2 separate regions of the Homo sapiens genome follow, and region 1 is linked to region 2. The links are chromatin contacts, found by Hi-C or POLR2A ChIA-PET in ENCODE. All regions are on one chromosome and are shown on one strand. The core of a region is the stretch at or near the end of the contact, and the rest is flanking DNA. Distances in the headings are between cores, read along the strand shown. Region 1 overlaps FHOD3 (formin homology 2 domain containing 3). Region 2 holds the start of FHOD3 (formin homology 2 domain containing 3).

Region 1 (7,677 bases), core at 842-3,341, 41 kb after region 2:
TCTTAATCTCATAGATGGTAATCTGTGAATTCACATTTCACAGTGGATTCTCACTAGAAAATAGACTATGTTTAAAATGTTCATTGACCATCCTCAGCAACCTTAGATTGAAAATTAATTTTGGCTGAACGCAGTGGCTCAAGCCTGTAATCCCAGCACTTTGGGAGTCCGAGGCGGGCAGATCACCTGAGATCAGGAGTTCGAGGCCAGCCTGGCCAACATGGTGAAACCCTGTTTCTGCTAAAAATACAAAAAAAAAAAAAAAAATTATCCAGATGTGGTGACATGCACCTGTAATCCCAGCTACTTGGGAGGCTGAGGCAGGAGAATTGCTTGAACCTGGGAGGTGGAGTTGCAGTGAGCCAAGATTGTGCCATTGCACTCCAGCCTGGGCAACAAGAGTGAAACTCCGTCTCAAAAAAAAAAAAAAAAAAAAAAAAAAGGAAATTAATTTCTATGTCGAGCACGGTGGCTCACACCTGTAATCCCAGCACTTTGGGAGGCCAAAGTGAGTGGATCTACTTGAGGCCAGGAGTTTGAGACCAGCCTGGCCAACATGGCGAAACCTCATCTCTACAAAAAATATAAAAATCAGATGGGCGTGGTGGTACATTCCTGTAGTCCTAGTTACTCGGGAGGCTGAGGCAGAGAATTGTTTGAACCTGGGAGGTGGAGGTTGCAGTGAGCTGAGATTGTGCCACTGCACTCCAGCCTGGGTGAAAGAGTGAGACTCTGTCTCAAAAAAAAAAAAAAAAAAGTTAATTTTTATATTAAAGGTCAGATTCTCCAGACTCACAAATGAGCTAACTTGGAACATTCCCAGAGTCTGTACTGACCATTTGTATTTTTTGTTATAGAAATGTACTTCCTGCACAGTGAATACGATCCCCAAACACACCAGACCTGGTCACAGTGATAGCCCTGCACTGGGCTGGTATATAACGTGAATAATCCTGGAAGAGGAGTGGACTTTTCCTCTCCAAACCTTTCTCAAACACAAACTGAAGATGACAATATGTGTGGAGGTTTTTAGGGAATATTTACTTGGGGCATGTGACATTACAAATGGCAGCGTTTCACTTTTGCTGTCCCCTGCATGTGGCTCTTTGGAAGGGCCATCCTTCAGCATCCTGGAGCTCCAGGGGAGACAAGTCCTAAAGACTTGTGGTCCTCTGCTCATGAGCAAGGACCATGCTTGTGTTTTTTTCTTTCTTTTTTTCTCTTCCGATTAAAAGTGCACAAGTTGTAATTTAGAAATACATGGATGCCTGTGGATTTTAAAATTGGATTTTAAAAGTTGTGGCAGGGAGTACAGGGACCAGTCTTTAATTATAGCTCACACCAACCCTATACTTTGTGATGCCAGGTTGGGGGAGGCATCACTGCTGAACAGGACTCCCGTAATCTGCATCTCAGGCATCTCACAGTGGGGCTTTCTGTTTGTTCTGGAGACAGAATGGAGGAAACAGAGGGGAGGCAGCGGATGCTGACTTGGGTATCTGGGACTCTGAGGATCTTAAAGGCAGCACAGCCCTCAACAAGTAGAGGTGTTTGGTTGAGGGGTTTCAGCTGATCACTAAACCAGGGCTGTCTGGTCACAGAGTTAATGAATTACTAAGGGAACGGAGTAGAGTCAATTACACTGCTGGTTTCATGCTGCTGACCTTGAAATCCTCTGGTTATTGAGAATGTGGCAGGTAGAGAACATTAGTGTTATGTACAGTTGAAACTAAATGAAGAAACTGCACATTTAATCATATTGCATCTGAGGAAAAAGATCTTTGTGTCACGTGAACCAGGGTCCAGATATGTAGCAGAAATGAGCTAGGCAGGCAGGTGGCTCTGGATACTTGGTAGCCTGTGCTTGGAATGGAGGGCAGTACTGCTCAGCTCAGCCTCCCTGGGGCTGCTGTAAAGGACAGCCCAGGGTTTCTGGATGTTTCCAACCTTCAAGAGAAGCTGGAAACCTGGCTTTTTATGTACCGTGCCTTTACTTTTAACTATTGGCAGCTAACCAAAAGTATTCTAAAACGCCATGTGGGTCACACCGAGTGTGGCAGTGTTCTGCCAGTTGCAGAACCATGATGTCCTGCAGGCCCCATCATTTCACAGCTGTGATAGATAACAGGCTGGCCCAATATTCTGCTGCCAGCTTGGCTCTGAGGCTGGATTTCTTTATCCCTTAAGGGCTGTTTTCTGGGGGATGCTATGGAATGACTCGTGAGTTCTGGGTTTTCCTGGCCAGCAGGCAGCTCACCCTCTAGTATTCTTAAAAGCTTTTCCTAGAAGTCCGCAGTCACAGCCAGCTGGACTTCCCTGAGGTGTGGCTTCTGCTCCTGGGCCTTCGTATCACAGATGCCAGGTGGAGCTAGATTCTTGGCCCATTTGTGTGTTTTCCCTGGATCTCAGTGGGCCTACCCTTAGACCCCAGGATATACTCACTTAGCCTGAAGGGTGCCGTGTGGATAAATGTGACAAAGTAGGAAGGAGAGCCGGGCACTGGCTACAGAGGGGAAGTTCTGAACAGATTGGGATTCCTGAGTTTCTGCTCTTGGTTTTCAGCCCAGCCTGAGACTTCTGCTCTCCCCCTGCCCAGGGGAGATGAAGTGGTGGTGTCTCTGTCACCTTTTCTCAGGGTGGGGCCCCAGGTTCCTGCATCAGATCACCTGTGGGTGGTAGGAAATGTGCCATGTCCCGGGCCCCACCTGCTCAGACTCACAGAATTAGGATATTGGGGTATGTTCCAGGAATCTGCACTTTGAATGCTCCCAGGAGGTTGATGGAGGGATGGCAAGGGCACTGGGCAGTAGGGTCTTGTGATTCCAAGTCATGTTCTATGGGCCCCACCATCCAGGAATGCAAGCAGATGAGGGCAGGCAGCAGCCAACTGGCTGCTTCGGGCTCATAGCCCAGAACCCAACAGGAAGTGTTGAGTGGTGGCCTGCCCTAGGACCGACTCCATGGGTGTGTAACGAGTGTAGTTGCACAGGGCCCCATATGCAGAAGGGGGCTCTGCACTTGGAATTTAATGCTATGTGGCTATAGTCCTGAAATTCTTAATTTTATTTTTGAAGTTGTGTCTTTTAAGCAAAGGCCAACGGGACAGTGGAGCAGGTGCTAGGGGCTTGGCGCTTCTGCCTCCCTACTTCCCTGTGGTGGGTGGTCTGCTGCCCACTCCTCACCCCGCCCAGGGACTTCTGCTGCTCTTTGCCCAGCAGGGGCCTGGGTGCAGGTGCAGAGAGAGTTGGGGTTGGGCATGTTCTTCATGTGCAGAGTGGTGGGGCTGGGGCTGTGGACACCTGTGAAACTCTACATATGTCCAGTGAGTATCCCCGTGCCTGAGAAAGTACAATAGTAAATAGCTGATTTTAAAAAACACCATGGGAGGTCAAAAGAGACTGCTGATGGAAGGAGAATGATTTTTTTCCTGCTTTTTGAACATTAGGCCCCACATTTTTGGTTTATGCTACAAATTATGTAGCTGGTCTGAGTGACCCTATGCATAAACCCTGTTCTTATTGGATCTACTTTATTGGTGGCTCACATTAATGAAATAATGCACCCCTTCCCCTAGGTTTTTGCTTTCTCTCCCTTTCACCAATTCTTCATTCTGATAACACTGAAAGTCTTTCATATGTTTAGTTTCTTTATACATTGTAGTATTCTTGTTTGAACGAATGTGAACAACAGGGATTTTTAAATATAAAGCAATAACATATTAAAAGTCCTTGAAAGCTTTATGCAAGAGCTTTGATGATTTAAAGAGAATCAGTAAGAGTTATCCTATTTATGTGGTTTATCCAATAATTGTTCAATTTTTAAGTGCGTGAATTTGGTTATGTAGTTTAGCCACCTAGGAGTGATTTGCACTGCCTCACTTTGTTAGGCAGGATAATAATAAATAAGCAGGATACGCTTGGGACCCGCTGTGTGCTCTGTGAATGTTTGCAGAAGACTAGGAGGTGGGGATTGGAGCATACATATCTTGGCAAAGGTTTTTATTGTTTGAAGGTTGAGCAGCTGGTAACACTAGGCCTAATTATTCCAGATGTTATAGTCTGTGTCTCACTTGACCTCTCATCACATTTTCCAGTTGACCATGTTCTACTTGAAGCACTCTTCCCTTGGTTTGTATGACGGCTTTCTCTTGTTTTTTTTTTTTCCCTCTGGTTCTCTCTGGCTGCTGCTGCTCAGTCTCCTTTTCTTTTTTTTTCTTTTTTTTCAGACAGAATCTTGCTCTGTCACCCAGGCTGGAGTGCAGTGTCACGATCTCGGCTCACTGCAAGCTCCGCCTTCCGGGTTCATGCCATTCTCCTGCCTCAGCCTCCCGAGTAGCTGGGACTACAGGCCCCCACCACCACGCCCGGCTAATTTTTTTGTATTTTTAGTAGAGACAGGGTTTCACCGTGTTAGCCAGGATGGTCTCGATCTCCTGGCCTCATGATCCGTCTGCCTCGGTCTCCCAAAGTGCTGGGATTACAGGCGTGAGCCACCGCGCCCGGCCAGTCTCCTTTTCTTTGATGCAGCCTCTAAATGTTGTTTGCTGAGGACTTAGTCCTTTGCCTTCCTTTCTTCCTCTTCCTTGTATTCTCTTGCGCAGCAGCTAAGAACAATGTCTCATGAGCCAGGTCGTTTAGGTTCAGTTGCTACTAATTGTGTCAATCTTAGGCAAGTTATTTGGCCAAATTACAGTGTTCTGTGAGCTTGTGCTACAGATTTATATCAATTAAAGATGAAATAATAATAGTGCCATCCTCATAGGCTTGAGTGAAGATTAAATAATTCATGTTAACTTGTGTTAATTGAATAGTAAATATTTTTAGCTATTAAAAGTTAGATGTTTGGGCTTCTGCTTTTGGCTATAATGAACTAGCTTGTAGCAGACCAATATTCTACCCAGAACAGTGGAGAAGCTAGCCAGAGGACCAAAAACATTTGTTTGAAGGCTCTGGAGAACTACCAAGGTGGCCAAGACCCCAGAAAAAAAGGAGACTCAGTGAGGTCAGACTCATTAAGTCTGATATTCTAAGTTGCTTTTCATCTTGATGTATTTACCTGTTCATGAGCGGCAGGTGCAGGGTCTATGAAGGCAAGTAGAAAGTGAGGAGGCTGAGAAGTTAAGCAGAGCTAATAGTAGTTTCATTCTGCTGGGGAGAAAAAAATGGAGATGGGGTCTTACCAAGATAGACTGATTCTGTTCAACATTCCAGGCATTCATTGGGACCCCTAAAGATTACACTATTGAAATAAGGGCTAACCACACACATAATAGGCCATACAAACACTGAAATCCAGTTTCGAGTGAGTTTAATCCTTGTTTGGATTAAGGAGATCTGTTCCTATGGCTTGCAAGAAGCTAAGGAAAATCCTCTCTGAAGGAAAACATTATCCAGGACCTCTAAATGTTTTAATGAACAATGACTACATTCAATAAAGATTTATTCGATATATCCAGAGTCATGACCAAGAAAAAAAGGCCACAGAAACATCTATGTGATCCAGATAACAGAATGATCAGATATAATCTCTGAAACAATTGTGATAAATACATACTAGAAAATAGATTAAGATAAGGAATTTTAACAAAACAAAATAGAGAAATACAATATAAATAATCAAATGGAAATTTTAGAAATGACAAATACAAAAAAAGTATGGAGTAAATGGTTCAACAGAAAATTAGACACAGATGGAGGGAGAATTAATGATCTGGAATATAGGTCAGTAGAAGATATTAAGACCAATTTGTGAAGAGCAGAAAATGGAAAATGCAGAAAGGAGCATAAGAAGCATATGAGTCATGGGTCTAAAATATATGTATTAAAATAACAGAATGGGAAAAGAAGGAGAATGGACAGCAGAAATATTTGAAGAGTTAATGGCCAATTTTCTAAAATCAACAAATGACACCAAACTTTAAGTTCAAGAAGTGCTGTGAATACTAGATAGGATAATTACAAGGTAATCTGCATGCAAGCACATTATATTAAAACTCATGGGAATTAAAGGCAATGAAAGTATTAAATGCAGCTAGAGAAAAATAGATTATCTTCAGAAGAGATATATCAGACTTAGCTGATGTTTAAACCAAAATGATGTAAGCTAGAAAGCAATGGAATAACAGTTTTAGAATACTCCAGGAAAATAACTACTAATGTAGCATTCTTTATCTAGCAAAACGTCCTTCAAAATGAAGGTGATATGACACTAAAAGCACAAAGAACAAGAGAAAATAGGTAAATTGTACTTTATCAAAGTTAAAAACTTCTGTGCCTCAAAGGGCATCATCAGAAAGTCAAAAACAATCCATGCAATGGGAGAAGATTTTTGCAAATCACATATCCGATAGAAGACTTGTATTAGAATAAATAAGAAGCTCTTACAACTGAACAACAAAGACCAATAGCACAATTTTAAAATGGGCAAAGGATTTTAATAGCTGTTTCTCCAGAAAAGATATATACATGCCCAGTAAATACATGACAAGATGATCAAAACCATTAGCCATCAGGAAAATGCAAATCAAAAGCATAGGATATCATTTCACATTTATTAGGATTGCCATAATAAAAAGGGCAAACAACAACTAGTGTTGGTGAGATTGTAGAGAAATTGGAAACTTCAAACATTGCTGGTGGGAATGTAAAATGATACAGCCACTTTGGAAGACGGTCTGACATTTTCTTAAAATGTTAATGACCCAGCAATTCTACTCCTAGGTATATACCCAAGAGAGGTGAAAGCATATGTCTACATAAAAACTTGTACACAGACAAATGTTATAGTAGTATTATTCATAGTAGCCAAAAAGTGGAAACAATCCAAATGTCCATCAACTGAGGAATGGATAAATAAAATGTGATATATCCATGCTATCAAATATTATTCATCAATAAAGGGAATGAAATACCAATAAATGCTACAGCATAGATGAAGCCCATAAAACATTATGCTTAGTGAAAGAAACCAGTCACAAAAGACCACTGCTATAGTTTGGATGTTGTCCCCTCCAAATCTCATGTCAAAATTTGATTCCTAGTGTTGAGGGTGGGCATAATGGGAGGTGTTTGGGTCATGGGGATACATCCCTCATGAACAGATTAATGCCCATGGTTGGGGGAGAGTGAGTTCTTACCCATATTTTTTCCATGCAAGAGCTGGCTGTTAAAAAAAAGCCTGGTACCTCTGTCCCACCTCCTTTGCCTCCTCTCTACCGTGTGATCTCTGCACATGCTGGCTTCCCTTTGCCTTTTGTCATGAGTGGAAGCAGCCTGAGGCTTTCACCAGATGCCCAGTCTTCCAGCCAGCAGGACTGTGAGCCAGATAACTCTTCTAAAATTATAAATGACCCAGTCTCATGTATTCCTTTATAACAACACAAAACAGACAAAGACAACCACGTATTGTATGATTCCACTTACATGAAGTGTCTAGAGTAGGCAAATCTATAGAGACAGAAAGGAGATTAGTGGTTGTGAGGGGCTGGAAGGTATATGTGTAGGGCAATGAGGAGTGACTGCTAATGGGTTTGTGGTTTATTTTGGGGGTGATGAAAATGTTCTGAAATTCACTGTGGTGATGGATATACAACTCTGTGAATATACTATAAGCCGGAGAATTATGCACTTGAAATAGGTGAATTATGTGGTATAAATTATCTCAATAAAGCTGTTACCC
Region 2 (7,431 bases), core at 3,236-5,735:
CACAGACAGGAACAATATTAACATCATAAATTTTAAAATCACTGCATAAGAATTTGACTAACATTGTGACAGAACAATATTGGAAAAGGAAATGGACTATAAAGAAGCTAAAACCCTCCGCATGACAGAAGGTCAGTGTATTATCTAAAATTGATAGCTCAAAGTACAGCAGTGTACTCACACTATTTAGAAACGAGTGGCTCTGGAAAGTGTGTATGTTAAGAAGGGGTGTTGTAAACTAGGGTCAGATGTCTGTTTCTGATATCTTGTTATAACTTTTTATTACTCTTGGCCTTTTAAATTAAGATAAATCATTACATTACTAAAAAGAAATAATTTAAAAATTAGGCTGAGAAAAAAATTGGCTGTTAGAGGAAAAAATATTAGTAATTAGTAAATTTTTGCCAAGGCAAAAATCCTTAAAAGAATTAAGGATAGCCTATATAATTAAAAAGTCTGAAGGTTTCATTTTAGGTGCCAGTCACTGAAGTTTTCAGATTAAAATTTAATAAGGCAAATTCCAATCCTGAAAATCTTATAGTTAGTGGAGTAGGCATATACAAGCATACATTTACAATGTAACATGAAAAGTGCTACAGTAAGGGCATATGTAATTTGAGACCACAGAAGAAAGACAGACAATCCTTGTTTGGGGTAGAGTTGGAGATGTCTCTCCAGAAGAGTTGACATTAGAAATGAGAATTGAAGGATAAGTGGGTTCAGCTGACTGACTAGATAGGCAAGAGCATTCTAGGTTTAGATGCTCACCATGAGAAAGCTCAGCATGTCTGGGAAAGAGTAATAAGTTTGGCATGGCTTGAAAGCAGGCTGTGAAGCTGGGAATGACCAACCATATGCCTGGAGTGGTAGACTGAGGCAGGTCTTAGAGGGCTTTGTGAGTTGTGCTAAGGGGTTTGGAATGTAAGGATTTTACCCTGTGGTGTAATATGTCAAACACACATCTTAGAATGATCACTGGCTCTGGGGAAGCCAGTGGAAGACCAAATGCAGGATGCAAGTCTGGGGAAGTCATTAGAAGACTAGCATAGAAAGTGAGGGCTAGAGAGAAGGGAAGAATTGAGAAATATTTTAGAGGCTGATTCAGTAACAAGTCATAGTGACCAACGCAAGATGCAGGAGTCAAAGATGACTTTGATGTTGATACATTCATTAGACATTTATTGTGTGTCTTCTCTGTGGTAGGCGTAGAGTTGAATATGGCATGGTTGTTGCCCAGAGGAGCTTTTTCTTTAGTGACAACACAGACAATAAATTAACAGTAACCATAGCTCTGGTGTTCTATGCTCCAAGGGCTTGGAGAGCATTGGAATCAGCAGACAGGCAGGTAAAGCAGTCTGGCAGACGGCAACCTTGTGGAAGAGTTTCTGGATGGGCAGCCAGGTTGGGGTGTTGGGTTGAATGTGTAATTGAGTATGATGTGGTAACCAGGATAGGGATGTTTAGTTGCCCAGTGAAAATCAGAGCCTAGAAGGGAGGAGAGGGACTCCTCTGTGAGTATAGAGTTGGATGCATGCAGGTTGAGGACGGTTGAAGCCAGGAAAATCTAGAGGAAATGTGAACAGGACCAAGAGGAGGATGAAGCCCAGAAAGACTTGAGAAGGAGCTGTCAAAGGAGGAGGAGAACCTACAGTGGGTAGAGCTATTGAGCTGAGGGGGTAAGAGTCTGAGAAAAGAATCTTCCATGGTGCCATGGTGACAGATGCTGCCAAGAAAGTGGGTAGCAGGGCCAAGGTGTCCTCCAGGTAAGAAAATTAGGCTGGCATTGATGATCTTAGAATGGCAGGAAGGGGTTTCCTTCCAGATGTCATGGGGTATGGAGAAAAGGTGATGAGGATGCTAAGAAATGAATATGGCTCTCTCTCAGAAGTTGGTTAGGAAGTGATGATGAGATAAGCCAGGGAGCTAGAGTGAGAAGTGGGCTTCATAAAGATGCAGCTTTTAAGATGGAAAACACTTGAGTATTTATTCTCATTAGGATTGAGTACATAACTTATGGGGCCCAGTGCACAACTAAAATGCCGGGACTCCTTAAAAAAGTATTTAAAAAATTCAAGACAACAACAGCTAAACATTAAACCAATTTGGGACCCTTTAAAGTGCAGAGCCCTGTGTGGCTTCAAGAGTTGCACATCAGGAAGCAGGCCCTGGTTCTCAGGGTAAGGGGCCAGGGGAGGAAGGTGGAAGTGAGTGGATCAGTGATAGAGCCCCAGGCAAGAGCAAGTGGGATGAAAGGGACCCAGGGTCCAGGTGGGGGCAGAGCCTTGAATGGGAGGAAAAGTATGACTTTGGTCACCTTCTGAGAAGTGGGAGATGGAAGATGGAGAGGAGATGGAAAATAAGATGAAAGATGAAGAGGAGAGGGTGCTAGAAGTCATTCTGGAGAAATTATTTACCTTATTGACTAATTTCTGAGTCGAGGAAAGGGGCAGAAGCTTGCAGCAGCATCAGTGGAGTAAGAGGCTGAGGGGCTTTGGGGTGGAAGTGGGGCACTGAGTGGTCCCACTAGCAGCAGGCACTTGGTAGATGGGGCAGAAGCAAGCCAGGTACCCAAAGGACAGGTGGGACTGAAGGAGGGGTGTGGAGAGGAGGCCCCTGAGAGGATGGGCTGGGATCCGGGTTGGAAAAGTGATAGGAAATGAGGTGGCCAGGACTGGAGGGCTCTCTCAGTGAGGAGGGAGGTGGACGTGAAGGTGGAAGTGCAGGCGGCCCATCTCAGAGGGGAAGAATTCGTGCGTTTAGTATTCTGGCTGTGAGGAGATGCGGAAGTTGGTGGAGATCCAGTCTAGATCAGGGGTCCCTAACCCCGCGGCCGCAGACCGGTACTGGTCCGTAGCCTGTTAGGAACCGGGCCACACAGCAGGTGAGCGGCCAGTGAGCGAGCATTACCGCCTGAGCTCCGCCTCCTGTCAGATCAGCGGAGGCATTAGATTCTCATGCCAGAGAGAGCCCTATTCTGAACTGCGCATGCGAGGGATCTAGGTAGCGCGCTCGTATGAGAATCTAATTCTTGATGATCTGAGGTGGAACAGTTTCATTCTGAAACCATCTGCCCTTCCTCCCCCAAACGCCCCCCACCCCCACCCCACCACTGTCCGTGGAAAAATCGTCTTCCACAAAACCGGTCCCTGGTGCCAAAAAGATTGGGGACGGCTAATCTAGAGGATTCATTCAAAGAGTTAAATAACAAAGAAAGTAGAGCTAGAAGTTCGTCTGGAAGGAGCGGAAGTGTCGTGGAATTATTATTTTAAGATCAGGCATAAGTGTGTATGTGTGGCAGGGAGGGAGATCACGGAGAGGGAGAGGTTAAAGATGTGGGTGAGGCTGCTAAATAGGGATAAGGGTTTCTTTTCCCTTGAAACCAGAGGAAAGGGAGATAGACGCGTTATAGAGTCGCCTTGAAAACACTCGGATGTTAAGAGAGACTGGGTGTTATGAGGGCGATCTATATAAGGGGGGAGGAACCAGGAACTTGGCTGTGGCCTGGGAATAGGGAGAACCGTGAATTTTTCTTGAAAACGAAGGGGGTCGCCCGTGAGCAGCGAGGAGAGCGGTGGGAGGCAGCGCCGAGTCTTGCCGCTCCCGCCTGGCAGGGGCGGGCAGGACGCAAACCTTCCTTCCCAGTCCCTCGGTTACCAGGGCATCCCCGGCTCTCTGCAATTCGGGAACCTTGCCAGAAGGGCTCCCACCTCCCCAAGCCCCCGCGGCCCCACAAGGTCCAATTAGGGCTTTCGGCGGCCTAACTGGGGAGAGGCCGTGGTGATGCAGAGGTTTAACCAGCATCCGCCGGGAGCCCCGGGGTCCAGGCCCGGCGCTGGAGTCCCGCAGCGAAGCCTCGCAGCCCCCACGCCTCTCGACTCTAGGCTTGTGCCCTAAAAGCGGCCTGGGTTCCCTGGCGCACCCTCCTCTTTCTTAGCTTCTTTGTCCCTAAGGGAAACCTCCCCGTACCCTTAGGTGGGGCTCCCGGTCACTGCCACCACCCCTCTTGCTGCCGAAGCCGGCTCCCTGGCCACCTGGTGCCCTGCCGGGGTATTCCAAATCTGGGCAGCAGAAGCCGGCCGCCGCCGCCTTCATCTGGAAAGGCTTAAGCCTTCTCCGGGTGGGGAAGAAGTCAGAAGGCCGCCTGTCTCCCCGTCCCCCAACCCCCCAACTCCCCAACTCGGTCCTCCAGGCTCCGAGGGGTGCAGCTCGGCCCTGGGCCGCGGGGCGCACGTGCAGCAGAGTCCGGCCGCCCGGCCTCCCCGCCCCGCCTCCGCCGCCGGCCTTTGGCGCAGGGCTGCGGATGCCGCGCGAGCCGTCTCCTTTGCACTTTCCCGGCTGCGGTCCGGTCGTTCGGGGCAGCCCGGCCGGGGGTAGAGGACCCGGAGGAGGGGAGGAGCCGGAGGGAGAGGGGAAGGAGGGGGCCCGCCGGCCCCGCCCCCGCCCCGCCCCCCGCGGCCGGAGCCCGGGCTGCAGCCCGGCGCGCCTGAGCCTGCGAGTCCGCGAGCCAGCGAGCTGCGGCTGCGGCCTCCCCTGCGCGCAGCTACCCGGGCGTCCCGGCCCGCGGCCCCGCTAACCCCGGGGCCCGCGCCCCCGCGGCAGGGATGCATCATGGCCACGCTGGCTTGCCGGGTGCAGTTCTTGGACGACACGGACCCTTTCAACAGCACCAACTTCCCCGAGCCCAGCCGGCCGCCGCTGTTCACGTTCCGCGAGGACCTCGCGCTCGGCACCCAGCTGGCGGGGGTCCATAGGCTGCTGCAGGCGCCGCACAAGGTACGACCCGGCGGGGTGGGCTGGGCCCCCTGGACTCAGCCCCCTGCCGCGGTGCGCGCCGGGGTGGGTCCCGGGGCTTCGTGGGCCCCCTGGGCTGGGCTGGGCGCGGCCCGGGGGGACCATCGCTCGAGGGCAAATCCCCCTCCCCGTTAGACAGAAGGGCTCGAGGCACCCGCTGGTTGGCGCAGGACCCTCCGGGGCGGGCGGGAAGGAACAGCTAGAGCCGGGGGCGGGCGTGGCAGAGCAGGTGCCGAGCCGGTCCGAGGCGGGATGGAGAAGGCTCCCCCGAGCCGCGCCGTTAGCTCGGCCGGGTGGGCGGGGTGGGGCTAGGACGCGGGCAGTCGGCCTCGGCACTCGGGCGGGCACCAAGCGGGGCGCGGGAAGAAGCGGAGCGCCGCGAGACTCAGGTCCCTTGGAGAGGAGAGCTCTGAGCGACGGCCGGGACAAAACCTCCCTCAGGCCTCTGGGGCCGCTGCGGGCGGCCACGCGACCCTCGCGACAAAGCACGCTTCCCGGCGACACCGCCTCCTCCTTCCCCCGGGGGCGCCGCCGGGGACGCCGGCCGCACACTGCGATAGCGCTCAGGGTATCCCCCTTTTCTTCTGAGAAGCAGGTGGCCTTGGGAACCTCGGAGGAGCAGTCGCTGTGGGAGGAGGGGCGGGGGCGCGGAGGGGCGGCGCGCTCACAAAGCCTCAGCTTGGCAGCCCGAAATGAGTGTCCCCTGGGAAGAATGGCTGCTCAGTCTACCCGTTAGAGAGGTTTTTTTTTTTTTATTTGTTATTTTTATTTAAATAAAACCTTTTGCAGGAGGATAGGCCTCTTGCAAAGCATTTGTTGCAAAGAGGTGGGTATTGAAAGCTAATCATTTCGTTACCTAGGAAAACCCTTACTCTCACTTAGACAGATTGAATGCAGCTTGCAAAATTACCTTCCCAGTATTTTTTCTGCCTAGGATTCATATCAAAGCTTGGAGATGATTTATTTCTTGAGGGTCGACATTAACACATATTTGGAAGAGATAAGCGTTGATGCCCAAAAGAACAAAATTGATTTAAAAAAAAACCTCGGATTTCTGTATGATGTTGACCTGCTTTGCAAGTAGAGGAGGAGGTTGGTTGTGTGAGGAAACTGGTGGACTTTAGCAGTGGTAGTTTCCTCTCTATTAATGTATCAGTGCTTTCCTCCTCTACTTAGTTAGTAACGTTTTCAGGAATAAGGAATGGGGCATTTCCATCTCATTCTCTCCTGGTTGGTTCAGGACGGATACAGTCGTGGAAACCTCTCTGGCCACAAAAGCACATTTGATTGGGAGACAGAGGGTCGTCATCATCCAGAGTGATGTATTCTGGATTCAGCTGATCAGAATCACTTTTGTAAATTATTTGGTTCTTCTCAATTAGTTGATTCAGTGAAAAGTTTTCAAAGAGCTTCTTCTACATCATGATTATTCAGGCCACTACGGTCTCTGATTACAGTGATCTTTTGTTGAAACCACCAAAGGCTCATAATTGTGGCCCTGTGACCTTGAAGTGGTTTCCTTGGATTTCAAACCTTATATACATGGGTTGACCTTTCAAGCTGGGAGCTGCAGTATGTTTTCATGTTTCCATGGAACAGCCCCACAGTCTTGATCCTGGTCTGGTAGGAGAAAATCCTGATGCTCCTCCACTGCCCCCCTCCTCACCCCCAACTAGAAGCCCCAGCAGAGCAGTTGCACTGGCTTGCAGAACTTTCTAAGGTGTCCCTTATGGAATGAACAGAACCAGAAGTGGTTCTACAGAGACCCTTGACCTTTGTTTTGGGGGCCAGCCAGCCTCAGTCTCAGAATCTTTTGCCCGAAGACCCCTGCAGTATATTTAGATGTCTGGCATTGTTTTTCCCATCTACAGCAGAGTGAGCAACCGACTTTATTGATGAGGGTTCTGTAAAGCAGAAGTCAGGGCATTTATGTGCCTGGGTATACATTCATATTGTTAAGATGATACTAATTTCCATCAGAGAATCTTAAAATTGGATGATCCACCTTGATAGAAACAGCTGGAGTTTCAAGCACTTGGCATGTAGTGTATGCCCCACCCAGGCTCTGAATGCATGGTTTCCTTTCATACTACACAGCTCCATAAGGTAGGGGCTTTGATTGTCCCTATTTTAGAGATGAGGAAAGTGAGGGAGAGTGACTAAATGACCCACTTTTTGTGCTAGAAGTGGGGAACTGAGATTCAAACCAGCCCTGTGTGACTCAGGGCGTCGGTGCTGTTCTGTTCTGGGAACCAGGTATATGGCTGTGGACAGAAGCCATGCCTCCCGGGCTTCTCTTCCATTAACTGGAGGGGTTCACCCGGTCACCTTCAAGGGCCAAGCACTTTTAGGCCTGGGGACAGGTGAATGTTATAAATGAGTAAAAGCCTTGAGGCAGAATTCCTGGCCTGACACAGAGTGCATAGTCAGAAGTGGTAACATATAGTTATCAACTCTGCTGTGAATTAGCTATTGAGGGGTCTGTTGACCTGGGTGAGCTATCATACCAGGACCCTGCCACCAGTGAGGCTTTTTGGGCCACAGGGCGTGCTTCTTCCGGGTCCCACAGAGCCTGGTATTGACAAGAAGTGGAGTTCTGTGCAGCGAGCGCATTCTCAGTGGTACAAAGAGGGGAGAAGC

Evidence for each region. A loop is a pair of places that touch in the nucleus more often than their neighbours do. ChIA-PET counts read pairs that join two places held with the same protein, here RNA polymerase II (POLR2A). Pooled maps may share reads with other maps.
Region 1: a loop to region 2 is called in a map of heart right ventricle, with 3 times the contacts of the local background. The contact joins the enhancer-like site here to the promoter of FHOD3 in region 2. A Hi-C loop is called at or near these places in 7 of 168 maps with a recorded cell type or tissue (Right ventricle myocardium inferior, ascending aorta, endothelial cell of hepatic sinusoid and 4 more), 3 of 37 single-sample maps with no recorded cell type and 6 of 50 pooled maps. POLR2A ChIA-PET finds 5 or more read pairs at or near these places in 7 of 52 experiments (AG04450, GM12878, H1 and 3 more).

The regions. Positions count from the first base shown.
Region 1 is chr18:36,336,433-36,344,109 of GRCh38, forward strand. All of the region lies in intron 1 of FHOD3 (formin homology 2 domain containing 3), which reads left to right. Among named protein-coding and RNA genes, the nearest start is that of FHOD3, 43 kb to the left of the region's middle. Within about 2 kb of position 2,092, at least 2 of the 41 ENCODE cell types and tissues checked have a DNase peak (open chromatin) inside an H3K27ac peak, as active enhancers do; they include heart right ventricle, where a contact is called at or near this core.
Region 2 is chr18:36,293,228-36,300,658 of GRCh38, forward strand. It overlaps FHOD3 (formin homology 2 domain containing 3), which reads left to right and starts at 4,486. Exons shown (of 29, transcript NM_001281740.3): 1 at 4,486-4,773. The coding sequence starts at 4,609. RefSeq lists an enhancer at 3,332-4,309 and silencers at 4,249-4,538, 4,659-4,728.